2 separate regions of the Homo sapiens genome follow, and region 1 is linked to region 2. A link is an interaction called in ENCODE POLR2A ChIA-PET data of the cell type or tissue named here. Cell type or tissue: A673. All regions are shown on one strand. Links, peaks and the distances in the headings refer to the core of each region. The heading gives the core; the rest is flanking DNA.

Evidence for each region. ChIA-PET counts read pairs that join two places held together with the same protein. Peaks named below come from ENCODE experiments on the same cell type or tissue, not always from the same donor. Only the 100,000 strongest peaks of a DNase experiment are listed, where the experiment ranks them.
Region 1: POLR2A ChIA-PET joins it to region 2 with 9 read pairs; 2 of 35 experiments call an interaction of 5 or more read pairs at or near these places.

What each region holds. Positions count from the first base shown.
Region 1 is chr22:37,287,361-37,294,389 of GRCh38, reverse strand. CYTH4 (cytohesin 4) reads right to left here. Exons shown (of 13, transcript NM_013385.5): 2 at 1,687-1,769. Among named protein-coding and RNA genes, the nearest start is that of CYTH4, 8.4 kb to the right of the region's middle. In A673, for the core only: no CTCF peak of the experiment used is centred there; no DNase peak of the experiment used is centred there.
Region 2 is chr22:35,504,084-35,511,988 of GRCh38, reverse strand. No RefSeq gene overlaps it. Among named protein-coding and RNA genes, the nearest start is that of RASD2, 33 kb to the left of the region's middle. In A673, for the core only: no CTCF peak of the experiment used is centred there; DNase peaks (open chromatin) are centred at 3,908 and 5,078; H3K27ac peaks cover 391 bases.

The DNA of each region.
Region 1 (7,029 bases), core at 606-5,605, 1.8 Mb before region 2:
CCCATCCCTTGCCCATCCTTTTTCCAACCTTCCCATCTCTCCTCTCTGCAGCCATGAAGTCTCCTGCACTCTAGCCGAGCCTACCCGACAAGCCGGCCTCCCCACTGCCCACCTCCCCCAGCCCACCTCCACCCTGCCCGCCTCCACCCTGCCCACCTCCACCCTGCCTGCACCCCCCGCCCGCCTCCACCCTGCCCACCTCCCCCAGCCCACCTCCACCCTGCCCGCCTCCACCCTGCCTGCCTCTCCCGGCTGGTGTCTTTCTGGAGCACTGCATGGAGCCTGCCCTTCCCCTGCTCAAACCCCTCCCATGGCTCCCTACTGCTTCCTCAGCTTCTCTCTGGCTTTCCTCCATTTACTATGTTGCTCACCCTTGACTAAGTGCCCGCTATGTGCCTGCCAGGTACTACGGGGACACCACGCACAGGCAGCCTAGGCCCTCTTTCCAGGGACTTTGCAATTCCCCTGGACTTTACAGAAGAGGACACTGAGGCGTAGAGAGATGACACGACACGCCCGCAGTCTGACTCCAAACCTGTGCTTCCCCCAACTCGACCCCAAGCCCATTTCATCTTGACCCTGCAGGAGGCACCCAGTGGCAGAGGGGACCCCCTAACACCTCCCCCTGCCAACCACCAGCACCCCCTGAAGGACACCAGCATGAGCCTCTGGCCGGCACCCCCATTAGGCACCCAGCCCCTTTCTCCCCAGGATCTGCAGGGTGCTGGTGAGGGGCTGGTTCCAGGGACTTGTCCTGAGACTCAGGGCCAGCATGGGACTTGGGAGCCTGTGTCTGAGCCGTGTCAGCTCCTGTTCATGCCATCTTGGCAGAGCCACTGAGTGGTTGCCCCACAAATACAATGGGGATTCATTTGCAAGTATTAACTGAGCACCTATTAATGCTGCACCCAGCGGGCTGGGGATGCAGTGGTGGGCAAGACAGACCTCGGCTCTGTGTTCATGGAGGGCACAGTCTGGTGGGGCTGGGATCATGGGTGGTCATAGGGTAATTGGAATGACTATGCAGAACACCATCAGAGCAAGGTAGAGAAATCCTGGCATATAGTAGGTGCTCAATGAAACAGCAGCTGAGTGAATAATTTTGTGCCTTCATTTCCTCACTGAAATCCTAAGTTTATGTGCATGGGAGTGGGGGTGGGCACAGCCACTGCAGCCCAGGCAGAGGGGACTGCGAGTGCAAAGGCCCAGGGGCAGTGCTGAGCAAGGCACGTTCCAGGAACAGAACCCAGCCTGTCTCAGAAGCTGCTGACCCAGATGAGCTGACGTCTGAGTCTGATTGGTGAAGTGGTAAGTGCAGGGCACATACTGGGAGTTATCTTGACCAGGTGGTCTACACTCTGCAGGGGTGAGACCTGGCTGAAGCTTCACCACAGGGGTCAGAGCCTGCCCTGTGACAAAGCAAGTAAAGGCCAGGATGAGGATCGGCACACGGTGGGCGCCTAATTGGATCGCTGCCTCCCTCCCCGGCTCTCCCAGTTCTCCCTGGGTCTCGGGGTGTCTGCAGTCTTGTTGTTCTCCCTGCTCCTGGGGCTGGGGCCGAGGCTGATATGAGCCAGAGTTGGCCACACTGTCTGTTGACCAGGCTGGGTCAGGAGCTGGTGGGGTGCGTACAAGCGTGCAGGAGTGTGGGCATGGACACGTGTGTGGACACGAGTGTGCACTCACCTGGATGTCCTCCAGGAGCTGCTTTCGGTGCCACTTGATCCTCTGTAACTCTTCCGTCTCCCCGCTGCTCAGCTCCGCGGGCTCTACAGAGAGACAACCGGCCTTCCCCATCACTTGGCTCCAGCCACACCCACTTGCCCTCACTTCTGCAGGGCCCCCTTCCCTCCGGAAACCCAGGACTTGCCCTATTCACAGAGGCCCACCTCCTCCAGGAAGCCTCCCCTGACTGCCCTGTCTAAAGCAGCCCCTGCTCCCTCCTCTCCTGCCCTGCTTCCTGTTTCTCCCACCCCCCTGGATAGACACCCCCAAAAGGATCCTGTTTCCTTGCATCTTTTCTGTCCCTCCCGCTAGACTCTCGGCTCCATGAGAGTTCAGTTGTTCTACTCTTTTGCTCACTACTGTGTCCCCAGCACCTAGAAAGAGTCTGACATGTCATAAGCACTCAGTTAAACACTCGCTGAAGGCACGCATTCCTTCCCCGGAACTTGAATCTCCTCCTCCACTGGCTCATGGGCTCATTATTTATTCACTTATTTATTTGAACAACCAAGAAGTGGTATACCATTTTCCTCACATCCCATTGGCCAGAATGTAGTCACGTGGCCACACCTAGCTGCAAGGGAGGCTGGGAAATGAGCCTGTAGCAGGGTGGTCCTGATGTCCTTACTGTGTAAAATGGGGAGGCTGGATTTGGGGGATATTTTATAGTCCCTGCCCCTGGATACTGGGGCTCAGAGAGGTGAGGTGACTCAACCCACAGGGAAAAGGTCACTGAGCCAGGATGGGACCTTGAATTGGGCTGACTCCAAAGCCTGTGCTCTTTCATCTCCACTTGGAAATGAATTAAATGAAATAAGATTTGTGTGTGCGGCATTCTATGCAAGGTGCTGTGATGATGCCCACAACTAGGTCAGCTGTCCTATCTTCATGCTTCATGGTGGCTTCTGTTTCATCCACAACACTCTCCTTCTCTGAGTAATATGGCCTCCCTATTACTCAGAGAGAAAGTCTTCATCCTGGGCCTGGGGCCTCCACAACCTCTCCAGCCTTGGCAGCCAGACTTATTCCCTGCCATTCCCAAAAAGAGCCTGCCAGTCCAGCCTGCCAGCTCCTTCCTGCTCCAGAGCCATCCAGGACTCAGTCCCACTTCCCCATGTTTGCCCAGGCCGCTCCTGTACTCTGGGATGCCTTCTCCTGTCTGCCTGCCCAAATCCTCGCTGACCTTCAAGTTCCAGCGTCGGGAAGTGCCTGGCCGCATTTCTTAAAGGTTTTACAAGGATAGACATCATTTCCTCCAAAAGAACACAGAGGGAATGTTGAGCGCTCCCTTTCCCTACTTCTCCTTCTCATGATTAAGCAGGCATTGTGGCTGTTGAGATTAAAGCCCCATGCGGAGATGCAGGGCACCAGGCTAGATGGAGCCCAGGTCCCCAGGCAGCGGTGTGGAGAAGACTCATCATGTTCACCTGGCCCACCTATCCATTTGGACTTTTCAATAAGAAATAAATCAGTTTTGAGAATGTTTCGGTTGCTGTTATTCTGAGTCTCTTTAAGCAGCTAAATCTGAGATATACCTAATACAGCATCCTCATCTGTGAAATGTGAACCATAACCCTTGCCTCACAGGGCAGCTGTCAGGAAGGAAAGAGCTACACTTTGTCAAACACCCAGCAAGAATCCAACATATGCTGAGTCCCACATGTGTGCAATGGGTGCTGTGTGCATCTGGCTCTTCTCTTCAGGACCAAGGCACCATCCCCCCAGCTGCTGGGAGGAAAGCCTGCTGATGGCTCACAGCTGAATCCCTCCCCAGACACTAGCCTCAGCCAAAGGGAGGTGCCACGCCCAGGAGTTCCCCTGACCAAGGGCAGCCACTGCAATAAAAAGCCAAGTCCCGGTCAGGCAAGGTGGCTCACGCCTCTAATCCCAGCACTTTGGGAGGCCGAGGCGGGCGGGTCACGAGGTCAGGAGATCGAGACCATCCTGGATAACACAGTGAAACCCCATCTCTACTAAAAATACAAAAAATTAGCCAGGCATGGTGGTGGGCACCTGTAGTCCCAGGTACACCGGAGGAGGCTGAGGCAGGAGAATGGCGTGAACCTGGGAGGCGGAGCTTGCAGGGAGCCCAGATCATGCCACTGCACTCCAGCCTGGGCAACAGAGTGAGACTCTGTCTCCAAAACAAAACAAAACAAAACAAACAAAAAAACCCAAGACCCCTTGCCTGGTTTCAGGACCTACCCCAGTTTTCAGATACAGAACGTCGGGACTGAAGGAGAGGCTGGGTTCCAAGGGAAGAGTCCTGCAACATTGTGGCAAGTATATATGGCAATGACTCCCTGGTTCCACATTAAAACACCTGTGGCCATTCACTCCAACAACTGTACACTGGGGAAAGAGCAATATCCAAACATTCTGAGGATTGTTGGACACAGGATCCAAGTTGACATCAGCGCTCAAGACTGAAGTGTCTTCAGGGCCACATTTGAGTGGGGGTACATAGAGACCAGGTGGTAAATGAAGTCCTTCCAGGTCCAGCTCACTAGGGGTCTGCTTGATTCATGGCCACTTTCCTGGCCTACAGATGTAGAATTGGAATGGACATCGCTGGTACTTGAGCCCATATTGGTACCTTGGCCCATGGGGTCAGGATCATTGTAGTGGGAATAGCTATTTGGAAATTTATGAAGCTGACCCATCATCCCCACAGCGAAGAGACTAAATAAAAAACTATATCCTGAGGGGAATGGCAGGTGTGGGTGCCACTCTTGAGACCTAACGGATGCAGGAGCAATGGCCCTCATCACATACCCAAGCACTTCCCCGGTCGGGAGGATGGCCTGCTCCTTCCAGCTGCTTCCTTCTAGCAGAGAATTATATACTATGCAGAAAACAGTTCCTGGAATGGCACCGGGTCCTGGTAGAGATAGAGTGCCAGCCCACGGAACATCATGTAACTAAGTAGCTCAGATGGCTCCATCTGTCCCACTAAGTCAGAAGGTCAAGCGAGCCCAATAGTAACCCTTTGTGAGTGGTACGTCCAGGAGCAGGTGTGAGCAGAGCCAGAGGGCTCCAGTAGGCTCCAGGGATAGGTGGCCCAGATCCTCATGTCACCGCTGCTGGTGGACCAGGGTCTATCCCTCTGCTTACACCGTGACCACATGGGTGGGTCCCTTATGACTTTCTAACAACAGAGGAAAATGCCCAAGGCTGGTTGCAGAATGAGTTGGCTCAGAGTTTGGGCGCAAGTGAAAACCAGGCAGCTACTGAACTACAGTCCTGCTCAAAGGTGTCCTGGAAAGACAGTGATGAGGGCAAGTCCTCCCAGGGGGCAGGGCTTCAGGCAGGGCACCTGGCCATCCACTTCCTGTGGAAAGAGAAGTGACTTCTTGAAGTCAGAATATCCATGCATCATGGGCAGTGGTGAATGGCTTGACTTCTTGGTCAGAGGCAAGAAAGAAGGAAGATGGGAAGATCAGAAACACAGATGTCAGGAGAAGAGGCAGGTGGATGACCCCGTGGGAGCGGAATGTCCACTCTGCCAGCAACAGGGACGCATGCTGAGCCCATCTTTTCTCCAGAAGACCAGGGGGCAAACTGATTCCATGAAACCCCTTCTATTCTGCAAAAGTCAACAATCCATCTTGTCTGGAGTCGACACGTGTTGGAAATGTGTTTGCCTTTCCTGCCCACAGAGCCTCAGCCAGCACCACTATCCAGAGGCTTAGGGTGTTTGACCCACCAACACAGCACACCACATAACATCACAGAAGACCAAGGGATGCTCTCTACAGCAAAGGTGGTCTGAAGTGAGCACGTGGCCATGAGATCCACCGATCCTCTCTAGCATTTCATCGGAAGGTGCTGGCCGGATGGAATGGAGCCATGGGGCGGTCTTGAGAAGGTACAGCTGAGGTGTCAGCCTGGAGGTGATATCCACTTGGATGGGGCGCCATCCTCCAGGAGGCACCATATGCCCTAAATCTACCACCACTGTGTGGTGCTCTGTCTCCAGCAGGTGGACCACAAGGGTCTACGAGCTGAGGGGTAGGAGTGGGAGTGGCCCCACCTGCCATTCTCCTAGTGACCCACTCTGGAGTTTCCTTTTTTTTTTTTTGAGACAGTCTTGCTCTGTCACCCAGGTTGGAGTGCAGTGACATGATCTTGGCTCACTGCAACCTCTGCCTCCCAGGTTCAAGCGATTCTCCTGCCTCAGCCTCCCCAGTAGCTGGGATCACAGGCATGCACCACCATGCCCGGCTAATTTTTTATTTATGTATTTATTTTTTTGAGACAGAGTCTCACTCTGTCACCAGGCTGGAGTGCAGTGGCACGACCTTTGCTCACTGCAACCTCTGCCTCCCGGGCTCAAGGGACTCTCCTGTCTCAGCCTCCTGAGCAGCTGGGACCACAGACATGAGCCACCATGCCCAGCCAATCTCTGTATTTTTAGTAGAGATGGGTTTCACCATGTTGGCCAGGATGGTCTTGATCTCTTGACCTCACAATCTGCCCACTTTGGCCTCCCAAAGTGCTGAGATTACAGGCGTGAGCCACCGCACTGGGCCAATTTCTGTATTTTTAATAGAGACGGGGGTTTCACTATGTTGGCCAGGCTGGTCTCGAACTCCTGACCTCAGGTGATCCACCTGCCTTGGCCTCCCAAAGTCCTGGGATTACAGGTGTGAGCCACTGTGCCCGGCCCACTCTGGAGTTTCTTTCTGTCTCTGCAGGTCTAGAGGTACTGTTTCCAGGAGGGAGTTGGCGGGGACACTTATACCAGGGGACAAAGCAAGAGTCTTATGACCCGTTAAGCGCACAAACACCTACTCCATGCCAGTCTCTGTATAACTGCTGTCATTTAACCCTCTTTGAAGTAGGTATTTTCCAGTTTGAGACACTGAGGCTTAGGAAGGCGAAGTGACTCGCCCCAGGTCTCATTCACAGGAAGTGGCAGTGCTGGGAACTGCACCCTTGTTTGCTGACCCCCACGCCTCTGCCCCAGGAGAGGTGGATTCCCAAACTGCTTGGGACATGCAGGGATGGAAGGTGTAAGGGGCCACCTGTGTGGAGATGCAGAGCAGGGACAGCCGGGGAGGCAGTGCTGGAAGCTGGCTCCGGAACTCTTCCGGCAGGAGCTGGCGGGGAGGCCGTTGGTCTCATCCATGGGAAAAAACCAATCACCTTGGGTTGCCTTGGAGGTGAACAATCCGATTCTGTTTTGTTTTGTTTGTTGGCTTTATACAGTTTTCCTGTTGGCTTGGGGTTGTGTTTCTGCCCAGGGCGCACCTGCTGGAGGAGGCTGAGTGGATTCCAGACTGGCTGCTTGTCTGAGAGAAG
Region 2 (7,905 bases), core at 1,471-6,470:
ATACTTGCAGGGCATTTCTGTGTATAACAGACTGTACTTAAGATTGAAGGGGATGGGCTAAGAGCTTACATCACAGCAGAAGATTGAAAGACCTGCCCATGTCTACCCAACTAATAAGATTCATACAGAACAGTTCAATTCATATGGATTATAGAACATTAAATATTCATGTGCTTAAAAGACCTTAGTCATTGGCTGTTTTGTCCCATTTGAGGGGCTTTATCCAGCCCAAGTGCCCCACTTTCCTCCTCATTTCCGTATCCTAGGTCATAGGTTGGCTCTGCAGAACTAGCATCTGAGACAGAGGTCCCTGTGCAGATCATCCATGGAGGGAAGGAGTACTCTCAGGAGGGACTTGTAAGGAAGTGGGGGAGTCAGGATAGGGCAGGGGAAGAAGCCAGGCAGGAATGTGGGGACTGTGGAAGCCCAGCCTCAGCCAGGTCCTACCAGAAGCTCTGGACTGTGGAAGGAACCACAGATTTATCCTACCTTGAGCCCAGGGACTTGGGCTCTTTGACCCCTTGTATAGGTCAGTCATTGAATGAGGACAGGGCAGTGTGATCTCCCAGGCTTCTTGGTTGGGGGTGGTTCTCAGTTTAAGGGTACAACCGACACTCCCAGTAGGAGGGGCCTGGGTGTTTCATTCCTGCAATGGGGATCTGGGCAGGTCACCAACAGTGCTTGTGATATTCTGCCTTCTCCATGGCCTCTAGAAATGCTAAATTCTCTTCCCTTATTTAAGCAGAAGATTTAACCTCCCCACCACCCCAGCTCCCCACTCCCAAACACATTTTTTGCAAACCAATCAAACCTGTTTACCTGCTCTGCAAAACACAAGCCAGCTCCAGGCCTGGATTTAGAAGGCAAAGGGTTTCAAAATGCAGCTCTGTTTTCCTCACTAGATGCTGGATACCTCGAAGGCCTGATTCTGAATCCCAGGCTGAATGCACTCATCTCGCCCCAGGCTGTAGGACGTGGAGATTTTTTTTTGTTTTTCTGGCAAAATTAAATTATTTCCCTCGTTAGCCCACCTTCCTGAACTTTGGGGTCAGTGGGCCTCACCAGCTACTCCCAGCTGCTATCGGGGAGGGGGTGACCACCTCCACGTGACCTGCTCATTAGCTTGGGTCCATCAGCAGGTGATGCTGAAGCTCTTGAAGGAATTGTGTAATCCTGAGCTGTGCAAGTTTATTTTCACTAAAAATACACCCTGAAACTGGGGCACGATGAAGGATTGCTGACAAATGGGGAACAGGAATGAAAAAAAGACTCCGGGGCTGTCTGATTCCTCACTGAGTCACCTCCAAACCGTCACAATTGAGCTCAGTATGGACCCTCTCCACCCCTCACTGGCATCAGTAAAAGTTCAGGCAGCTCACTGAGGCTTTGGGGGGCTTGTGAGTCACTGTTAGGAGACGCCACTGCTGTCATGCAGCCCCTCATTTTCCCAGGAAGAAAATGGAGTGAGAGGAAGTGACTTTGCCCTGGGTCAGGCCACTAATTGGTGGTGGAGTCAGGGAGAGTCCATGTTGGCTGACCCATAGGTCAGCGCTTTCCCTCCTGTCTCCTTGTGCCTGAACTTCCTATGTGCTTCCTAAGGAGGTGAAGGCATCCTCACCCAATCAGTAAAGAATGCTTTCAGCTTCAAGTTGCAGAAAATCAAAGCAATGGCGACTGGGCTGTAAGGACAATAGTGCTTACCTAATGAACCCTCTGGGGGGAGATTATCAAGAAGGATCCAGGCTCTCTCCACACTGCCTTTCTCAGCATTTAGACTTTTCAGCCTCAAGCTTATCGCCTCATGTCACAAAATGGTTGCCACAGCTCTGGACATCAAGTCCTCATAAATGATACCCAAATGATATCCAAAGCTAGATGGAGTTTTACACACACACACACACAGAGAGAGAGAGAGAGAGAGAGAGCTGCAGTCTCCCTAGGTAGCCATCTCTTCTATAGGGAAGCCCTTTCTTCTACAGGGAAGGAAAAACTTTCATTACAGTTAATTGGCCAGAATACAATTAATTAACTCCCAGCATCACACAGGGACTTTGTATTGAAAAAAAGACAAGAACAACTTGAAGAACTGAAAAGATGGCAGGGGGAGGGTGAAGATGTCTCTTGATTCAGGGGCTGTGCCTGTAGCCCTGGCTGTGTGGGTCCATGCTAGAGGGTGTCTGAGAGCAGAAGTGGAGGGGCTGGGGGGATTTGGGAGAGGCCCGCCGATTTTCTGGGAGGAGGCATCCAGGGACAGGCTTTGGAAAGCTCTAGGGAAAGGGTGGGACAGCCACTGCGAGGGAGGAGGGAAGGGCAGTGAGGGCCAGGCTGAGCCGCTGGGGCTGGGGCTACTGGCTAGCAGGGGCATGTGGCTGAGAGGCCAGGTGGGGCAGCTGGGAGAATCCGGCCCCACAGGCGGCACCTGCACCGCCCTCCCAGCCCCACCTCCGCTGCGTTGAATAACCTGGTCAGGTTGCGCCTCTCCAGGGGGGGGAGTCTCAGCTTTTCTGTCCATTACATGAGAGTTTGATTCATTTTGTTTTTCATTCTCTCTTTTATTTATTAGTCACTCATTCAACAAATACTTACCAAACTCCTGCAGGAGGCATGTAATGTCAGAGTTGGTAGTGATATTAGCTGACTTGCTTAGCTGAACCTCAGTTTGCTTGTCTGTAGAATGGAGATGATCATTGTACCTGTCTCCAGGCATTCATGTTGATTACAGGAATGTGCTATGTGTAAAGTGCTGACAACGGGGCCTGGCACATGGTAAGCACTCGGCAAATGCTAGCTGCTGTCTTTGTGTTCCATGGAACTGTGCTGGATCCTGGAGATATGGCAATGAGTAAAGCAGGAGAACTGCTGCCCTGGCACTGCCAGTCTAGTGCAGGATTCCTCAAGTCCCATGATCAAATAATATCTCAAAACAGAATGGTGATAAATGGTGGTAAGAGATCTGAAGTGGCATCGCCGAGTCCCATGACCCTAGGACCTGGCCAGGCATGGGGATCATGGAAGGTTTCCATGAGGAAGCAGTTCTCAGGTCAAGATCTGAAAAATGAAAAATGAGGGGGCTTCACTAGGTGAAGTGGAGAAAGAAATCTTCCAGGCAATGGGAGCAGTGTGTGTACAAACCCTGAGGTGGGTGAAGCCAGCATGCTGGAGAGACTGAGAGGAGGCCCGAGGGTCCCAACTCTGGGTGGCAAGGAGATCCCAAAGAGGGAGTCAGGGCTGCCCGAGCCTGACCCTGGGGCCTTATTATAGACTCGGTGTTTTATCCTCAGTGAAAGGGGAAGCCATTGAATGGCTATCAGCAGAGGAATGACATGATCATTGTGATTGTGTATGTGTGTGTGTGTGTTTCTAAAAAAATGTATCTCAGCCAGGCACACTGGCTCACGCCTGTAATCCCAGCACTTTGGGAGGCCAAGGTGGGAGGATCACTTGAGGCCAAAAGTTTGAGACCAGCCTGGGCAACATCGTGAGACCCTGTCTCTTAAAACAAAGGGGGGTGGTGAAAGGAGACTTTTCTCTGCCTACCCTTTTGCACCTTTCTAATTTTGAACCATGTGTTTACCAGTTTAAATCAATCCATCAAAACCTTAAAAATAAAGCAGCTCCTCTGGCTGCCACGTGGAGACCAGAAGATGGACTGAGAGTAGAAGGTAGCAGGTCACTGAGGCACCTACTGGGGTCGTCTGGGGTCATACCTGAGGTTCATTGCTTCACGCCAAGGAAATCAAGGACAGGAACACACGAGGCACACAAGGAGTGAGGTTAAGAGCAGAGGTTTAAATAGGCAAAAGAAAGAGAAATGCTCTCCTTCCTGCAGAGAAAGAGGAGATCCCAAGAGGGTTTTCCGGTTCCCTAGTGAAATGCACCAGGTTTTATAGATGAGCTTGAGGAGACAGTGTCTGATTTACATAGGGCCCAGAAGATTGAGCAAACCAAGTGTTCCATTTACATAGCTCACGAAGAAGCTGGCTTCCCGCCCTAATCTTTTTTTGAGGCAGAGTCTCGCTCTGTCGCCCAGGCTGGAGTGCAATGGTGTGATCCCAGCTCACTGCAACCTCCGCCTCCTGGGTTCAAGTGATTCTCCTGTCTCAACCTCCCAAGTAGCTGGGACTACAGGCACACACCACCATGCCTGGCTAAGTTTTGTATTTTCAGCAGAGACGGGTTTCGCCATGTTGGCCAGGTTGGTCTCCAACTCCTGACCTCAACTGATCCTCCCTCCTCGGCCTCCCAAAGTGCTGGGATTACAGGCGTGAGCCACTGCGCCCGCCCCCTAATCTTTTATTACACAGATGGGTCCTCTACCTGGCTGGCTCCATGTTCCCTGTTTCTTTCTGTACATGTGGTGACAAAGAAAAGGGAAAATGGAGCCTCCATGTTGAAGATACCTGGCTTCCAGATAGCCTTTTCCTATTGGCACAGCTGCCAGCATTCACCTGTGCAAGCTTCCAGCTTGCTTATCTATGTCTGCAGCTCAATTTTACAGGCTGCTCTTTGTTAGAAAAGAAATGATTTGGGGACTGCTTTTTGTTAAAAGGGAAGGCTTACCAAGGACTATCTTACCCTCACTAGCTGCCTAAATCATTTCTTTTTAGCTCCTGTATCAATGGGAGGCCTACACTGTGGGGGTATAGAGAAGCAGATGGAGTCAAACACATTCATGAGCTGGGCACGGTGGTTCACGCCTGTAACCTCAGCACTTTGAAAGACCGAGGCAGGCGGATCACCCGAGGTCAGGAGTTTGAGAACAGCCTGACCAATATGGTGAAATCCCATCTCTACTAAAAATACAAAAATTAGCCGGGTGTGTTGGCGGGTGACTGTAATCACAGCTACTCAGGAGGCTGAGGCATGAGAATCACTTGAGCCCCAGAGACGGAGGTTGCAGTGATCTGAGATTGTGCCACTGCACTCCAGCCAGGGCAACAGGGTGAGACTTCGTCTCGAAAAAGAAAAAAGAAAAAAAAAAGACATTCATGAAGTAAAACTGAGTTCTCTGGATAGCCCCTTCTGCTCTGATTCTGTCCTCGTCTTAAAGGAAGCATCTGAGACAGGAAAGAGATTTCCCTGGGGACCTTTCATCCAACGCTCCTTTGTCTCTAAAAGATGCTTGCTTTGCACTGGTGACAGAAAAAGTGGAGTCTAAAGAAAGTACGCGGGACCTGAGCAAAAATGGCAAGGGGCAGTGTTAGAGGACTCCGGCAACCTCTTCTCTCCAGAGCCGTTTCCTCTGCCTGGCAGAATCCTGGATGTGGGAGTACTCAGGGGATTCATCTACCTATAGTTGCAGGCACACGTACGGTTCACTGGTACCCATATGGCATTCCAAACGCACCCTGTCTAAGGCAACAAGAACCTCCTGCCTGCTAGCTCATAGGAAACCTCTCCCATGGAGAATGAAGCCAATTCTATGACTTGAAGTTTGGGGCAGTGTTTGTTGAACAGAATAGTTGACTTCTGTTTAAAATGCAAATACCTTTAGGAGAGACAACATATGCAGCTGAAATTCGTCCAACAAGAGTACAAAGCAACCCTTATAAACCTGTGAGCCACATGGCTCAGTTTCACAATAGGGTCATAGTCAGAGAAACACAGTTCACCAACCAAAGTAATTCCAGTTTGTCAGTTTCTCATAAACAGACACATCACCTGACCCAACAATTGCACTCAGATATTTATGCAAGAAAAATGAAAACGTATGTCCACACAAAGACTTTTACATGAATGTTCATAGCAGCCCTATTCAAAACAACCCCAAACTGAAAACGACCGCAGCATCCATCAACTAGTAAATGCATAAACAAATTGTGGTGTGCCTAGTATATTACTCAGCAATAAACAGGAACAAAGATGGACGCATGCAGCAACACGGATGACTCTCAAGTGAAAGAAGCCAGACACAAAAGGTTAATCCTTGTATGATTACATGTATGTGACATTCTGGAAAAGGACAAAACCATAGGGACAGAAATTAAATTGAGATAGGTTGAATTATCTTTAATGCAAATCAGTGGTTGCCAGGAGCAGGGGCTGGAAGAGGAACTGGAAGGAACTACAACCTATGAAATCTTTGTATAGGTTAATGGCATAACTTTGGTATGTAATTGGCTTTGTGGCTTGCTCATCTGTATCTCTCTGTATTTACATCTGTGAGTGTATATAAAGATGAATATTGCAGGTTTGTTTTTTACTGGCTCGAGTAGAGAGAGGGTGCCCTGGGCACCTCTACACCCAGCTCTCTCTCCTCTCTATTACTTGATCTCAGATAAGGATGGATTCTTCAACACTGTTACAGGAAACAGCAAACATCCTTCTAAGTAAAAGGGCATGGGGGAATTTTCAAGGTAATGGAAATGTTCTGTATCTTGACTGTGACGGTGGTTGCATGGCTGTAGGCGGTCATCAAAATTCACTGAACTGTACACCTCCAAAAGTGAATTGTACTGCATGTAAATTACACCTTGATAGACCTGACTTGGAAAAAAAAGCCCTCATGTTCCTTGCTTGTTTTTCTCACTCTGTGAAGTATGCAGTCTTTAGCCACACTTCTTTAAAGTCCCTTTTGTCTCCCACATGCTGCTTTTGTCGCCTGTCATTTTGTCCCTGCAAAAAAGGAAACTCCTCCCCCAGGTGGAGTCCACTCTCCCCACGCTCTCTGCCCTTCCCCAACCCCTGCAGTTCTGAGTCTCCCAATCCTGCACCATAAAAACCCCAAAGACAACATCTGGGTGGGAAGGCTGGAAGTCTTTTTTTTTTTTTTAAAGAACATGCTCTCTTTCTTGCTTTTATTATTATTTTTAATTGACACATAATTGTGCATATTTATGCAGCACAGTGTGATATTTCAATACACGTATATGACGCATAGTCATCAAATAAGGATAATTAGCATATACATCACCTCAAACATTTATCATTTCTTTGTGCTGGGAACATGCAAAATCTGCCTTTCTGACGAATTGGAAATATACAATAAGTTGTTAATTGCAGTCGCTCCACAGTGCTGTAGAATACTAGAACTTATTCCTCCTATCTGGATACACTTTTGTATCTGTTAACCAACCTCTGGCTGTCCTCCCATCCTACCCTTCCCTGACTCTAGTAACCATTATTCTACTCTCTACTCCTACGAGATCAACTTTTTCATCTAACACATAGCAGTAAGAACATGCAGTATTTATCTTTCTGTGCCTGGCTTATTTCACTTAACATCATGTCCTCCAAACTCATTCACATTACCGTGAATGACAAAATTTCATTATTTTTGATGGCTGAATAATATTGTGCATATATACCACGTTTTCTATTGAGGAACACTTAGTTTGAGTTCACGTCTTGGCTATTGTGAATAGTGCTGCAATAAACATGGGTGTACAGATATATCAGCAAACTGATTTCATTTCCTTTGGATAGCCACCCAATAGTGGGACTTCTGGATCATATGGCAATTCTATTTTTAGTTTTTTAAGGAACCTCCATGGTGTTTCTATAATGGCTATACTAATTTACCTTCCCACCAACAGTGTATAGAGTTTCTCTTTCTCCGCCTCCTTGCTGGTATTTGTTAATTTTGTCTTTTTAGTAATAGCCATTTTAATTGGGGTGAGATGATACCTCATTATCGTTTTGATTTGCATTTCCCTGATGATTAATGACATTAAGCATTTCTCTGATATGCTCATTGGCCATGCATATGTCTTCTTTTGAAAAATGTCTATTCAGGTTATTTGCCCTTTTTAAAATTAGATGATTTGGCTTTGTTGTTGTTATTGTTTTGCTGTTGGGTTGTTTGCATTCCTTATATATTCTGGTCTCAAACTCCTGGCCTCAAGCCATCCTCCCGTGGCCTCCCAAAGCACTGAGATTACAGGTGTGAGCCACTGCACCCAGCTT